Regions from separate parts of the Homo sapiens genome. Here all the other regions are linked to region 2. The links are chromatin contacts, found by Hi-C or POLR2A ChIA-PET in ENCODE. All regions are on one chromosome and are shown on one strand. Each heading gives the region's core, a stretch centred on a gene start or an enhancer-like site at or near the end of the contact. The rest is flanking DNA. Distances are from core to core; before and after follow the strand shown. Region 1 holds the start of ARL13B (ARF like GTPase 13B). Region 2 holds the start of PCNP (PEST proteolytic signal containing nuclear protein). Region 3 holds the start of IFT57 (intraflagellar transport 57). Region 4 holds the start of LINC01990 (long intergenic non-protein coding RNA 1990). Region 5 holds the start of CD47 (CD47 molecule).

The links. A loop is a pair of places that touch in the nucleus more often than their neighbours do. ChIA-PET counts read pairs that join two places held with the same protein, here RNA polymerase II (POLR2A). Pooled maps may share reads with other maps.
Region 1: a loop to region 2 is called in a pooled map, with 17 times the contacts of the local background. The contact joins the promoter of ARL13B here to the promoter of PCNP in region 2. A Hi-C loop is called at or near these places in 4 of 50 pooled maps. POLR2A ChIA-PET finds 5 or more read pairs at or near these places in 2 of 52 experiments (OCI-LY7 and T-cell).
Region 3: a map of B cell shows a loop between it and region 2 (9-fold over the local background). The contact joins the promoter of IFT57 here to the promoter of PCNP in region 2. A Hi-C loop is called at or near these places in 2 of 168 maps with a recorded cell type or tissue (B cell and naive thymus-derived CD4-positive, alpha-beta T cell) and 7 of 50 pooled maps.
Region 4: a pooled map shows a loop between it and region 2 (11-fold over the local background). The contact joins the promoter of LINC01990 here to the promoter of PCNP in region 2. A Hi-C loop is called at or near these places in 4 of 50 pooled maps. POLR2A ChIA-PET finds 5 or more read pairs at or near these places in 2 of 52 experiments (H1 and OCI-LY7).
Region 5: a pooled map shows a loop between it and region 2 (7-fold over the local background). The contact joins the promoter of CD47 here to the promoter of PCNP in region 2. A Hi-C loop is called at or near these places in 6 of 50 pooled maps.

What each region holds. Positions count from the first base shown.
Region 1 is chr3:93,978,759-93,981,458 of GRCh38, reverse strand. ARL13B (ARF like GTPase 13B) reads right to left here and starts at 1,304. Exons shown (of 10, transcript NM_001174150.2): 1 at 977-1,304. The coding sequence starts at 1,035. RefSeq lists enhancers at 1,137-1,266, 1,537-1,696.
Region 2 is chr3:101,572,890-101,575,589 of GRCh38, reverse strand. It overlaps PCNP (PEST proteolytic signal containing nuclear protein), which reads right to left and starts at 1,410. Exons shown (of 5, transcript NM_020357.3): 1 at 1,311-1,410. The coding sequence starts at 1,374. RefSeq lists enhancers at 891-1,050, 1,071-1,230, 1,311-1,440, 1,541-1,810, 1,254-2,199.
Region 3 is chr3:108,221,146-108,223,845 of GRCh38, reverse strand. It overlaps IFT57 (intraflagellar transport 57), which reads left to right and starts at 1,422. Exons shown (of 11, transcript NM_018010.4): 1 at 1,422-1,735. The coding sequence starts at 1,524. It overlaps LOC124909405 (a long non-coding RNA gene), which reads right to left and starts at 1,241. Exons shown (of 2, transcript XR_007095999.1): 1 at 1,160-1,241; 2 at 1-900. RefSeq lists a silencer at 1,215-1,508 and an enhancer at 1,444-1,703.
Region 4 is chr3:107,429,454-107,432,200 of GRCh38, reverse strand. It overlaps LINC01990 (long intergenic non-protein coding RNA 1990), which reads right to left and starts at 1,271. Exons shown (of 3, transcript NR_110039.1): 1 at 1,243-1,271. RefSeq lists an enhancer at 76-265 and a silencer at 476-725.
Region 5 is chr3:108,089,749-108,092,448 of GRCh38, reverse strand. CD47 (CD47 molecule) reads left to right here and starts at 1,418. Exons shown (of 11, transcript NM_001777.4): 1 at 1,418-1,586. The coding sequence starts at 1,541. RefSeq lists silencers at 805-864, 875-924, 945-1,694.

The sequences.
Region 1 (2,700 bases), core at 55-2,554, 7.6 Mb after region 2:
TGTAAGTGTAGCTTTTCAGATTCATTCTTTAAAGGATAGTTCATTCTCATGGCAAATATACTTAAAATGTTAACAATTTAAAAAAAAAAACAACTTTGCTTTATCTTACCCTTGGCCCAATTCCAGACTAGAACTATGTGAAGTCAACATTATTTGTGTAACAAACACAAGATCTCTTTATAGGTTAGGCCTCAGTTTCAAAAGCATCAATTTCACTGATTATTTCCTAAGACAGTGCCTGGCACAAGGTATTGTCTTAATAAATATTTTTTGAATGAATGAATATCAAGTAACAGGTACTAATTATTAATACTTCCAGCATTTCAAAATGAAATGTTAAAAAGTGGACCCTTTCAATTAAAAGGTTTTACTAGAGACCGTATAAAAATTGGAAGCTACATTACAGTTAAGAAAACACTATCACTTGTTCTCATTGAATACAATATTTCTAAAGCAGAGTATTATCACTCTCATTTAATATTTAAGAAAGGTGGGGCCAAAATGGTTGAGTCATGTAATTATTAAGTAGTGGAGCCAGATTTCAAGCCCACGTCCTCAAATACAACTGTGTGGAGGTGTGACTTGGAATGGAATGTGCGGATATTATGAAAACTATATTCCATGTCCCCCTCTTTTTAAAAGAATTTCCATTACAAAAGCTTCAGAGGAAAAACACACAATGGATAGTTTTCAATTCCACACACACACACACACACACACACACACACACACTTTTTAACAAATTCAAACCTATTTAAAATATAACAACGGTAAGCATTGTCAATCGCAACAGAAAGTCGACCAGACAACAAGGCTACATCCTCCAATCTCTCCCTCCCGGGACACCCTGGGAATGAAAGCATCCCTTGCGGCCTGGGATAGACTCGTCCAGGCGCGGGGAAAAGGCGGCGCCTCGCCCCTGGGGCGCAGCCATCTCCAACCCCTAGGACGGCCAGGACAGCTGGCTCCAGCCTACCTGACAGGCTCCCGCCACCGCTTGAACCAGCCGCAGCAACTGGCCATCAGACTGAACATCCCGGGTCGCTCCTCCCACCACTTCCCATCCGAGCCCGGAGCGGACACCGGCACCCCGCTCTTCCCCGGGGGCCTCCGGCACTCCGAGACGCCCCTAAAGTGGATAAGTCGGGAGGAAAAGCCGGGAGGGAAGTGAAGGCGGCCGGCCCGAGCACTAAGCCTTGCTAACCGCGTGGGTCCGCGACGACTGCCCTCTTAGCCAAGGAACAACCTGACCAAAGACGCAGATACACCGTAGCCGAGTTAGCGGGACCCGGCTAAAGAAAAGCCCCGCGTCGACGTGCTGACGTTACTTCGAGGCGCGGAAGGCGTTCCCCAGGCAACGCCCGTACTGCGCTCGCCCAATCATCGGTTGAGGTCCTGAGGTAGAGGCCTCTGAGTGGCTGAAGAGTCCTGGCTACCCGCCCCTGCGCGAGACTAGGAAAAGAGAAAGGGGAGTACTCTATAAGAAGGAGGCGGAGCTCGAGGTAGCTCGTTCTCGTAACTAGGCAACCGGAGCGTCCGGAGATAAGCTGGAGGATCCGGGACAAATCTCCAGCAAGGCCTATCTTTATACCTACATAAAATGTGTTGCCAATCCACGGTGCTGTTCCTTTCCTTTCTCCAGTGTCCCCAACTGAGATTCAGAGATCTCAGGTCTTGTGCATGGGTTTTTCTTTTTCTTTCTTTCTTTTTTCTTGTTTTTTGTTTGTTTGTTTTTTGCTCAGGGATGGGGACCCTCTAGAATTCTGGCCGACTTAGGCAGCATGACTACAGGAACAATACACTGGGGCAATTCTTGTAAGTTAAAGACAAGGGGGAAATTCGCTTGCTAAATTTTCTCAGTAGTTCAGATGAGAGTGAAGCCTTAATCTCTAAAACGTTTATTACTGTTACATATGTGAAACGGAATTGTATGATATTTGTTGTAGGGGGGATTGTGATTACAAAAGAAAAATGCATTTCTTGTAGAAAATGTGAAAAATACTAAAAAGAAACAAGATGAAGAAAATGAGATCTCACAGGAGCTCTCAAAGATAACCATTTGGGGCCGGGCGCGGTGGCTCACGCCTGTAATCCCAGCACTTTGTGAGGCCGAGGCGGGCGGATCACGAGGCCAGGTGATCTAGACCATCCTGGCTAACATGGTGAAACCCCGTCTCTAGTAAAAATACAAAAAAAAAAAAACAAAAAAAAACAAAAACGGGTGTGGTGGCACGCGCCTGTAGTCCCAGCTACGCTGGAGACTGAGGCAGGGGAATTGCTTGAACCCGGGAGGCGGAGGTTGCAGTGAGCCGAGATCGCGCCACTGCACTCCAGTCTGGGCAACAGAGCAAGACTCCGTCTCAAAAATAAATAAATAACCATTTTGATGTATGTTTGTTTCAGGATTTTTAGGTACATAAATTGCTGGCTATTTGGTATCTGCAAGATGAAGATTGTTATCTCTTGACTGTTTTGTAATAGTTTATTTTTTAAAGAGGTATGTAATATTTGCATTTCTTTTATATACTTTGGAGAAAAAGAAATGACAAGGACATTCCTGTAGGGAAAAAATTATGCACAATATGTAGGGATCTGTGTGTCCATTCATTTTCTACTTAAATAAATATTTTCAAATCCTGATGAAAGGATAGAAGGCACTGAGAATCCCAGTGTATTCGCGGGGAATATAATGATTTGAGA
Region 2 (2,700 bases), core at 161-2,660:
TTCCAATACAATTTTTTTGGGAAAAAAAATTCCCTAGTGAGAAAGTAGTAGATGGTTTAAATTTAAATTGTTCTTTCATAAGGTATTTTACTAGTTATAAAAAAAAAAAAAGACAGGGGGTGGGGAGGGAAGAGAGAGATGGAGTTCCAGCTTAACTAACAGAATTGTACGTGTTTTTTAAAAAGGAAATCCTGGGTCCAAAGTAATTAACATTACACTTAATCTTTTCAATAATTTTTGTTCCCAAGGCAATTAACATGAAACATTATGTTAGTAGGTCTACTAGTGGCCTTCATATGCTATTAATCGTTTCTATTTTCTCATATTAAATAATTTCGGGAATGATAACTAAGGTGGTCAGAATAGAGAATAATGTTTAAAATGTTCTAAAAACATTTTAAACAGCTCGCACGTGTTAAGTCACTTGTCTTGTTATGTGCAAAGAGGGAGCTGGAGAGATTACGTTTCTTTTCCTTCACGCACAAGACCCGAATTTAGGGAGTGGAATGGACAGAATAAGGATAGCTGTAACCTGAGTTTAACGTCGTAACAAAATACAGGAAGAGTCACGCTAGACTATTTAGTCGCCTAAGTATCTGGCAAGCGGTCAGCTGGCAACAGCCTAAGGGAGATACTTCAAAGAAAAGCAACCAAACCTTAGCCCTAGACCCCGCAGCTTAAACCAGAGGGCAGGCAAAGGCATTCCTCTTCCCCTCCATCACCTCGGCCCATCCTGTCACAGGGTCAATATTAAACTTGGAAGTAAAGGAAAGAGAGCAGGCCGGAGTTGTCCACCTCCTCAGTGAAAAGGGAGCAGCAAGCGTAATTAACTCCTGCGTGTAACTGAGAGGCCGGCACCGTCAGAAACTCAGCCTGCGGCCAGTTCCCGCGGCAACTACTCGGTGGCTCGCACTGTGTGTATGTTATGTCTCATGAGCGTCTCCGGTGTGTGTGTTTTGTGTGATGTGCGTCTCCGGTGTGGCGGTAGCGGCTCCTGCACCGCCGCTCCTGGTCCCACCCCGAGTTCGGTCTCCCTTTCTGGCGCCCATCTCCCTTCTCCTCGGAATCAGGGCCTCCGCTGGGGCCAGGAGGTGACGAACAGTGGCCGGCTCTCCCCAGGCAAGGAGGCGATGTAGGCCCGGAGCCCAGAGGGCCGCATCGGGCGTGCCCGAGGCAGGTCTGGGCCCAACACCTGGCCGGGTGAGGTCCAGATCCGCCCATTCTCGCCCCACCCCACTCCCCCCACCCTGGGAGCTCAAAGAAAGGCCCGGAGCATCCCACGCTGCCCACGACGCTGGGGTTGTGTTCACCTCCGGCGGCTCCAGCTCGCTGCGACTTTTCAGGCTTCTCGTCTCCCGCCTTCCCGTCCGCCATTTTCCCCGCCGCGGCCTCCCCTGCAGCCACGCCAAGGACGTCACGACCCCGCCCAACAACCATCGAGTTTTTGGGGCCAGCCGGCGTGGTGGCAGCCTAGAGCGGTCCCGAGGAATGAAAAGAGGCCGCCTTCGGAAGCGGAAGTGGATGTGATGTCATCGAGTAGCCGCCTCGGAAGGAAGAGCTGGGAAGGTTGGGCGGTCTAAGAGTGCTGGCTAGGCACTTTATTAGAGGGCAGTCAGGTCTTCATGGTCTAGCGACAGGTCCGGAGAAGTGAGGGGAAATGGAGCATCTCCCTGGAAACGCTGGGATCTTAGAAGGTTTCTGCATACCCAGATGTGGTTGCAGCTGAGGCTGAGAGTGTCTTCCGTTCCGGCCTTGCTGGATAACGCATGCCTGCCAACTCTATGTAAACAAAAAGCCTGCATTCTTTTTCCCTAAAGGGGAAATCAGTGTTTATCTAGCGCCCCCTAGCTTCAGACGCCTTTCATACACTCGTTTAATCACGGCGATTGTCCAAATATAGAATTCTCCTCTCAATTACCTGTAAGAGTTGAGGTCAGAGAGAGTAATTTGTCTAAGTCACGTAGCCAACTGTAAAGTTACTTTTTGTATAGTCTGCTTCTACCAAGTTGAGAAACTACTATGTCAAGTTAAGACTGCAGTAATTTCTGCCTTAATAAGAAACCTTTAGTGGATTCCTACAGTCTGCATTCTGAAGTCCGTGAGTTACATTAGGCCCTAGCCTACCTTTTCGGCTTCATCTTCCCCCTTTCTCAGTATTTATCCAGCCCTCCTAGCCAAATGGGGTCTATTACTTGCTTAGGGAACTGGAGTTTCTGGGTTTGTCTTACCATATATAGTTAGAGAAAGTCTTAGGAGTCAGAACTTGGATTTGAATCTGTTTTGCCCTTTCCTGCTTGAGTAACCTTGAGACTTGCTTACTGCCTACAGAGCTACCTTTTCTTCTCTATAAAAGAGCAATAATAATAGTACCTCCTCAAAGAGTGGTAATAGGGATCAAATGAGATCATCTTTGTATACCATTATTTGGTCACTTCATACTTCCCTCAGTTTGTGTGTGTGTGTGTGTGTGTGTGTGTTTTAAGTGTTGTCTCTCTGAATGGCTCAAAAGTTCCTTGACAACAGAGACCAGTTTTTAAAAACTGTGTACTGTGCGTTTCATATATGAATATAAAAAGTGTTCAATATTTGCGGATGGATTACTTCTCGGGCTTCAAGTCCAGGGAGTGGAGAAAGAATGAAGAAATTATCAAAGTGTGTTTCCCATGACAGAAGCAGGGCAGTGTGGTGGTGATTTTGTGA
Region 3 (2,700 bases), core at 173-2,672, 6.6 Mb before region 2:
GTAACATCAAATCCAATTTTCTCACTCAACTTTATTAAAAGCAGCTGGCTCATGACTTGTGGTAGGCAAGCAATGTTATTTATTTAAAAAGCAATTCTCAGTGGGCTGCCCTTCAGGTTATTCTCTACATAAGTCTGTAATTTTATGTACTTCCTTTCTTTAATGAAAAAATGGTATTTGCCCTTCTGACTTTTCACTTTGATAACCTTATTAGTATCAGAAACAAGTTAGCTGTAGACGGATTACAATGAAAAGTGTTCTCATTTTTTCTAATAAAAACAGGATATTGTAGATACATTTCAAATTTCAGTTGTCCAAAAATGTAGCCCTTCTATATTTTGTAGTGGCAGATACAAGAGATCAGAGAGCCCTTAAAAGTCACGTTATAAACATGAACATATGTTCAATCTCTTGTACTAAGTTTTCTTCCCAAAAACTGCCAGGCATCCACCACTTACCTCATTTTTTGCAACTGTTAAGAAAATTGCCTAATACAGAAGCCTTTTGAAAACTGTAAAGCTGGGCCATTTCTGTGGTCAGTTATGTACCTTTTCTTAAATTTTCTAGGTCAATAACTGCAGAATACAGTAGTAACACCCTATCTTTAGCCACCCTTAGAGCTTTAGGGCAGGGAAATTCCTTTTAAGACCATCTCTATTCTGTTGGATTTAACGAAGTACCCAAACACTTTATACTACATGTAATGGGTTTGAAACAGATTAAGCAGCAGGATGGAAGCTTAGTATTCTTGTTTTTGAAGTAAAACAAATCCTTCCAAATGCCTCCTTTTGTTCATTGTCTTCCTCATCCTTCCAACCACTTTCCTAGCACTGGAGTAACAGCCAGGCAACGTAATACAGTACTTCAAGCTTTACAATATACTGTTAAGTGCAGCATTGCCTAGTGAGAGAAAGATAAAATTAAAGAAAGAACGAGAGAAACCTCTCGTTGGAAAGTTCCTGCAGTAAAAGTGAAACCTATGGTATTGACTATCTTTACAACTATGAAAAACTTTTCAATTCTGAGAAAATAAAGGTATCAGTGAGCCAGTGCAGCCTTCAGTGCTACACGTCTTCACCTCCCTTTAATCTTTTTAACAGCTACTAGCTGACCCAGATGCCCGCTTAATTGCTTTTAGCAACCACCAGGTCCAACACACCTCAAGCCAGCTCAAGACTCACTAGGCAAGCGGAGCAGAAACGTAAGCCGGCTCCCTTCAGACTTTCAGCGAGGGAGAAGACGCAGCCGGCAGTGGGGCGCGAACGCCACGCCTCCATGAGGGGCGGGGCTGCTTCCCGACCACCATTTCCACAGAGGCAGGGCAAGAAGAGGGCCACAGGTGACGTCATTCAGGAAAGCCGCCCTGATTGGAGGGAAGGAGGCGGAGTCTAGTTTCCCTGGTGACGGATTGTCCGGTGGTCGCCTGGTAACCGGTCGTGGCTGTACTGGCGGCGGCAGGGCTGGCGGCTTAGGCCGCAGAGGTCTGTGGGCCTGAGCCCACGCTGGACTCTGTCCGTTCTGCGATGACTGCTGCTCTGGCCGTCGTCACGACGTCGGGTTTGGAAGATGGGGTGCCTAGGTCCCGTGGCGAAGGGACCGGGGAAGTGGTCTTGGAGCGGGGGCCCGGCGCGGCCTACCACATGTTCGTGGTGATGGAGGACTTGGTGGAGAAGCTGAAGCTGCTCCGCTACGAGGAGGAGTTCCTCCGGAAGAGCAACCTGAAGGCCCCGTCCAGGTGGGTGCCGGCGTCCCCGAGCGCCCGGGTGCCTGCTAGCCCCCAGGGAGATGCCCTCCTTGGTCCTGCTGGGAACCAGTTTCGTGAGAGCGGGTTAGCAATTCCTTGCCTCCGTCTTCCTAGCCAGGGAAGGGCACTTCACCCCAAACTCCCGGGAGGTCCGTGGAGCTCACGCAGCCCTGACTTGGTATTTTTGTAGAGAGAATAAATAAGTTTTGGAACGGCAGAAAGGATCGGAAGACAGCTTGCCTGTTTTTTTCCAACACACACGCATTACCAGAAAACACAAACTATATTTTCTGATTGTAAAGATGAAACAAATACTCATTGAAGAAAACTCAGAAAAACACAAGTAAATGTCTAGAAAAATTATAAGACCGTCCAAAATTCGCCTCCAGAGAGGAATGCCATTATCACTTAAGGCTTTTTTTCTAGTTTGGGGTTTTTTGTTGTTGTTTAAGACCCTGTTCATACAACTGGGGACCGTGGGTACTTAGGATCCTGTTAAGGAGCACTTTAAATGCGGTTAGTAAACTTGTTAACTACTTGCTATGGTTTAAAAGACTTCTGCCTTTGTAATAACCATACTCTCAGAAACTGAAAAGTGGAAAAGACGAATGACAACTATTGAATTGTCCCCCTATCATAGAACCTAAAGTTTTACCCTTGTTCCGGTGGGGGAAAAGTCCAACATATCCTGAAAGCAATGCCATTACTTGCTGAGGGTAGTGGTCAGCTAGGACCTTCTCCTCAAATCACTGTAGCTTAGCAGTAGCCAGATAAATCAGTTTTATAGCTTTTCTTTCACTTTAATACTTACATTTGTATATTTTATTCCATAAAAGGCAATCAGTATTAAGAATCTATAGTACTTAATGTCTACAGCCAGGCTCAAATAATTTCCCTTGATAGTTTTAATCTCATTCCACTGCTGTCTTCCAATAACTTGAATTGAAAGATATGTA
Region 4 (2,747 bases), core at 22-2,521, 5.9 Mb before region 2:
GAAAACAGAACGTAACTTTTAAAACGCTTGAAAATCAGGGCTATCAAAAATAGAGAACTTCTATTCGCCATGAACTCGCTGATGCAAACAATCAACGCACACTGAACCGTGTGTTTTTCTGGGTGGTGGTGGTCCCTCGCCAAATAGTCAGCGTTTGGTTCTCCGCGTCTGTAGCGAGAGGAGTTACAGTTTGGTACCGGCAGGGAGGAAATCGCCTCGCAATCTCTGGAGGTGGCCTCCTAGAAAGATCGCCGGGAGGGGAGGAGCCCCGATTGTCCTGGAAGAAAAGCATGGCCCCATCCGGGAAGTCACAGCTTGCCGGGAGCCCAGGGCTGGCGGCTCTGGGTCCTGGAGGTGGCAGACGGCGGAGCAGCCGGCCTCGTAGCCCGGGCCTGCGCGCCTGGCAAGGGGCTCAGTGTGTGCGAGTGAAAGACGCACACCGGGCGGACCTGCGTGGGCTTCGGCCTCGCCCCGCCGCGCGCGGGGTTGCGGCTGAACCTGACCAGGGCTCATCCCTGCCCGGCGAGGGTAAGGGCGGCCCGGGATCCGCTGCTGCTCGGATGGGAGCCGCTCGGGGCCGGGATCCCTGGGCCTTGCGGGGGCGCGGCAGCCCCTCCCCCCGGAGCCCGCGCTTCCGCCCGAGCCCCGGCGGCGGCGGCGGTGACCGTGGCCCCGCCGCGCCTTCCGCCTGGGAGCTGCCGCCGCCCGCCCGCGCCCTTGTGCACCGCGCCCACAGGCCGCGGGAACCCAGAGCGCCCGGGCCCAGGGGCCTCTGCCGCGCGACTGAGACGCACTCCGAGCTGGACGTGTGGAAGGTTCGGCCAGCTCGGCGTTTCGCCCCCGCTGGGGATGGGCCACTGGGCACCTGCAGCCACCCAAGAGCGGGGAGTTGGCCGGGCCCTGGCCAGGGGCCGCCGCCACAGCGTACTGGCAGGGAGAACAGAGCTAGCTAAGCCTCCTTCCTCTCCCAGATTCCCAGGGAAACTGGACAGCCCGACGCCCAGAGCGGACGGGCGAGAGCCCCTGAGGTGCCAAGTGGACCCCGGTTCTGCTGCTGCCACTGGCCGATTGGGGACGCCGGCACTTGCGCTGTGGGCGTGTGGTGGGGCATTTCCGTTATCCTCTCGAAGACACCCCGCCACTATTCCTGCTCAAACAAGCACAGTCTGGTGTGCAAGCCGACCGTACCTCCTCCCCTCCCTCCTTTCTTGCACGCACCTTCGTTCGTCTATCTATTCTTACCTTCTTCCCCAGAGCGCCAAGACAAATGTGGACAAGAGTGAAGAAGTTAGGATACTGCCAAGTGTGTGTGTATTGGGGTGGGGGGGTAGTAATAAGCGGGGAGAAAGTGATGAAAATAAAATTAGAAATCCCAGAGTATGTAGCAACACACACACACACACACACACGCACACACACACGTTCCCAGCCTGTTAGCAATCTTGGCTATGTCCAAGTGGAAGCAAATTTTAATGCTCGGTCTCAGAAGAAAATTTCACATATACAGGCTTCAGAGGTAACGGGGTAACCGATAGCTTCCTTTTACTTCTCGGCATTTATTTTTGCTTTTCTGAAGCATAGTCCTATGTTTATTAAAGGGACCACAGGAGTACACGCTGTTTGAAAGCCATTCCTGGACACCACTGAGGCCGGCTTCCCAGGGAGCCTTTGTCGCCTCTGCAGCAGAGGTCACTGGACTCTCCTCAAGGTGTAATGTGAGGGAACAGGTGCCTCGGGGGCTTGGGAAAACACCACGCTGTGCTCTGATGTGTGTCCCCATCCCGGGAGAAGGCAAGTGCTTTGCATAAGGACCAGATGGGTTGCTGAATAGGGAGGTGGAAAACAAATAGACCCTTGGGTGTATCTTGAACCCCTTCAACACCCCCCCTTCCCCACTCCCCGCCTTCACCGAAGCAGTGTCAGAGTCCTCTTCGATCCAGCATGCTCTCCTACAATGGCGAAAAACTGCATTAAAACGAGGCAGTCGGAGCTGACTGCGGAAACCCATGTTCTTAGAGAGTCGTCTGGCTACTGCGTAGTCCTGGAATATTCTTTTTTTCAAAAGGCCTCTTCCAGTTGATTCCAACCGGGTTCGGGTTATTGTTCTCACCACCGATAGGGGGCAGCAGGTGTCCTGCGATGCCCCGGGGATGTGCGCGCAGACTGCCCTGCTGTCCCCGGGAATCCGACTACACTGAACGTTTGGGGCAGAAGCAGGAGCTGCTGCCTCTAAGTCCACCGCAGCAGCTGCCGGGACTTGGGCCTCCCAGCCTGGGCGCCTGGGGGGGGCTTGCCCTGTGCAAAGGGTGGGCGAAACCATCTGTGCACCAAGCCTGCCCCTAAACTTAGCGTACAGCATAGATAAATAAACTCAGTTGTATGCAAATGCTATAATTAAAATATACAGTCATTTGAAAGTACTGTAGGCTCTATTGGAGTTTTTAATTGTTTTTGAGTTTTCTCAATCAGTAGAGAATTTAAAAATACGGCTATCACAGTCTGTTTGGAGGGTGGTGGTCTGTTACGTTGAATTTTAAAAGGGCGTCTGTCCCTAGAAGTTGGGAACTACTGATCCACAGAATCGTTTGATAACCGTGGTAAAGATTCCGAGGCATCTCGGAAGGGAAACTGGGAGGACTGAGCTAGTCCTAGCAGGGTGTGTGTCCGCCCGCGCCGCGAGGCGTGGGCAACACAGCCCCATCCCGGGAGCGCGGAGCTATGGCAGCTGGGATTGGTTCAGATCGAGA
Region 5 (2,700 bases), core at 169-2,668, 6.5 Mb before region 2:
GTCTTGGAGGAGGGAATACTTAAAATGCTCTCGGATTTAAAAGAATTGATAATGCTGTGGGGAAGAGGTTCACACAAAAAAGCAATTACAGGAAGAAGCTCGATAGTATACAATACACTGGTACAGAGTGTCATAGACAGTGCCACTTTCATACGCTGGATTTTATTTCTGTGGCAATGGGATGCTTGGGAGGAGCCGCACTGTGTAGAGGATTTGGAGAAGTGGGGTATTGTGGTGGGAAATTGCTTTCTTTCCCAGGAGGTAGGAGGAAAACAATCAAGGAGGTGGACAGGATGTGCACTCCATTAGAGCAGCCACCAGAGCCTGACTTTTTGATAAGAGAGTACATCAGTTAGGATAACGGTTAAAAGTATCTTTAAAAGACTTTTGCTTCAGGATGAATGATGTGGCCTGTGTGATTCAGCGATAAATTCAAAAGCCTTGTCCCTATTGTGGCTTGCGGCCACATTTCGAACCCATTTTTCAAGCATGTTAAACCCAAGCGCAGCGCAGAGGGCTGCACATGGGGCAGTCACAAACCAAGCTCAATAACCTTGCTGGTGGGGATGTGTTGGATACGCTGCTAATGCCTGTTTGCGACAATGCTCGCTAGTCCCGGTGGTGGCGGTGTTCACAGGTAACAATGTTTACCACCGTGAATGGAACTTGTTTGATTAACCCTGATCAGAGGATGAAAACACTAAAGAACCAAGTGAGAAAGAGGGAAGAGAACCGCATAGGGAAGAGCAGAGCGAGTAGACGAGCCGAACGCAGAGCCCGCGAGGGGCGAGTGGAAGCTCCCTGCGGGCAGGTACCCGACCACCGCCCTGCCCTGGGCGTGGCGGCCTCGGGCTCAGGGACCGCTTCGGCGCTAGACGGCCGCGTCCGGAGGAAACGGGCGCTGGTGAAAGCCTAGGTGTCCTGGTCCACGCGCGCAGCCGGACGTCGGGTCCAGGGAGAGACGCGGGCTGGGGCGGGACGGGACCCGGCCCCTGAAGCGCGAGGGTGGGAGTGAAAGCAAAGAGGAGAAAAGTAGAGAGAGAGGACAGTGGGGCCCAGCGCCGCGCGAAAGGCAGGAACCGACCCGCGGACAGGAACGGGTGCAATGAGGTCCCCGGCGAGCGTGGGAACACAGGGTTCAGCCTCCTGCGGCGGGCGAGCACGCGGACCCCAGGGGCGGGCGGGTGCGACAGGACGTGACCTGGAAGCGCGGCGCGTGCCACCGCCCTGGAGCAGGCATCCGGCCTCCGTGGAGCGGGCAGGCGGGCCCCGGGTCTGGAGCCTGCGACTGGGGAGGGCGCCGCGTCAACAGCAGCGGTTGCGGGGCGGGGCCGAGTGCGCGTGCGCGGCTCTCGCGGGCGGGGAGCAGGCGGGGGAGCGGGCGGGAAGCAGTGGGAGCGCGCGTGCGCGCGGCCGTGCAGCCTGGGCAGTGGGTCCTGCCTGTGACGCGCGGCGGCGGTCGGTCCTGCCTGTAACGGCGGCGGCGGCTGCTGCTCCGGACACCTGCGGCGGCGGCGGCGACCCCGCGGCGGGCGCGGAGATGTGGCCCCTGGTAGCGGCGCTGTTGCTGGGCTCGGCGTGCTGCGGTGAGTGGCTCCTCGCTCCCAGCCCTGCGGCTGCTGTCGCTTCGCCCCCGCGGGCGTGTGGGCTGCGCCCCAGCCAGCCCGGCGGCGCCCTGAAGAGGGTGGCCGGGGCGCAGAACACTCGGGCCCTGAGCGCCCGAAGTGCAGACGTGGGAGGGCCCCACGGGGAATCGGGCGCCCCCCTTCTTCCTCCCTTCCTTTCCCTGGTCGTCTTCTTCCCCCTGGGTGAGAGCGGGGCTCATCTCCTCCACCCGGTTCTCCATCTCCAAATGCACACACACAGGAAGACTCCAAACCGCGCACCTCGCGCAAAAATTAACTAGCAAGAAAGGGCGCGATCAGAGGCAAGGGGCTGCAGCTGCTAGGGATCCCCTTCTTTCGCACCCCTCTCCCTTCTCAGTGCTTAGACGCATTTGGGGTTGAGGGAGGGAGAGTGGGAGGGCCCGGGCCTCTTGCGATGGAAGTGCGCATTTTGGCGAAGTCGGTGAGAAGGGGTTTCTGCCGTTTGCCTCCCACATGAACATAGGAGCGAAGAGGACGTAAAGGACACAATTAAGTTTCATTTTCAACTCAGCATTCAATCAGAAGAATCTTCCGGCCGTGTAATTTTTGCTGTCGTTTTTAATCCTAAAAATAAGCTTGCTGGAAACTCTTCCTTTCTCGTGACCCTCACGCCCCATCAGCCACTTGCATACATTCTAAATTGTACGTTGAAGTTTTTCCCACTTTATTTGGGGGAACCGTTTTAAAAGTAATCTGGTTTTCGCCTGAAATAGGAAGACAGTAACCTCCAGTCAAAACATGTGCAGCAGAATGGGATTTGGTGTTTTTCGACGCCAAAGAACCTCCACCCCCCCACCCCCACCCCGAGCTTTTGGAATCCATTTCGCTTTTGTAAAACGTGTGCTTCGTCTGTAAAAACTGAGCAAGGAATAGAAACATTCGTAGCTCTACAGTGAGTGCCTGTCACACTTCACATCCATAGAGCCTTTTGTGAACTTTTATAAGATTCAGAATTCAGCTTGAGCACCAGTGACAGCAATTGTTACATTTATTCTAGAATGCTAAATTAATTCGATTTTAAACTGATTATTAGCCTCGGTGTGCCGTTCCTAAA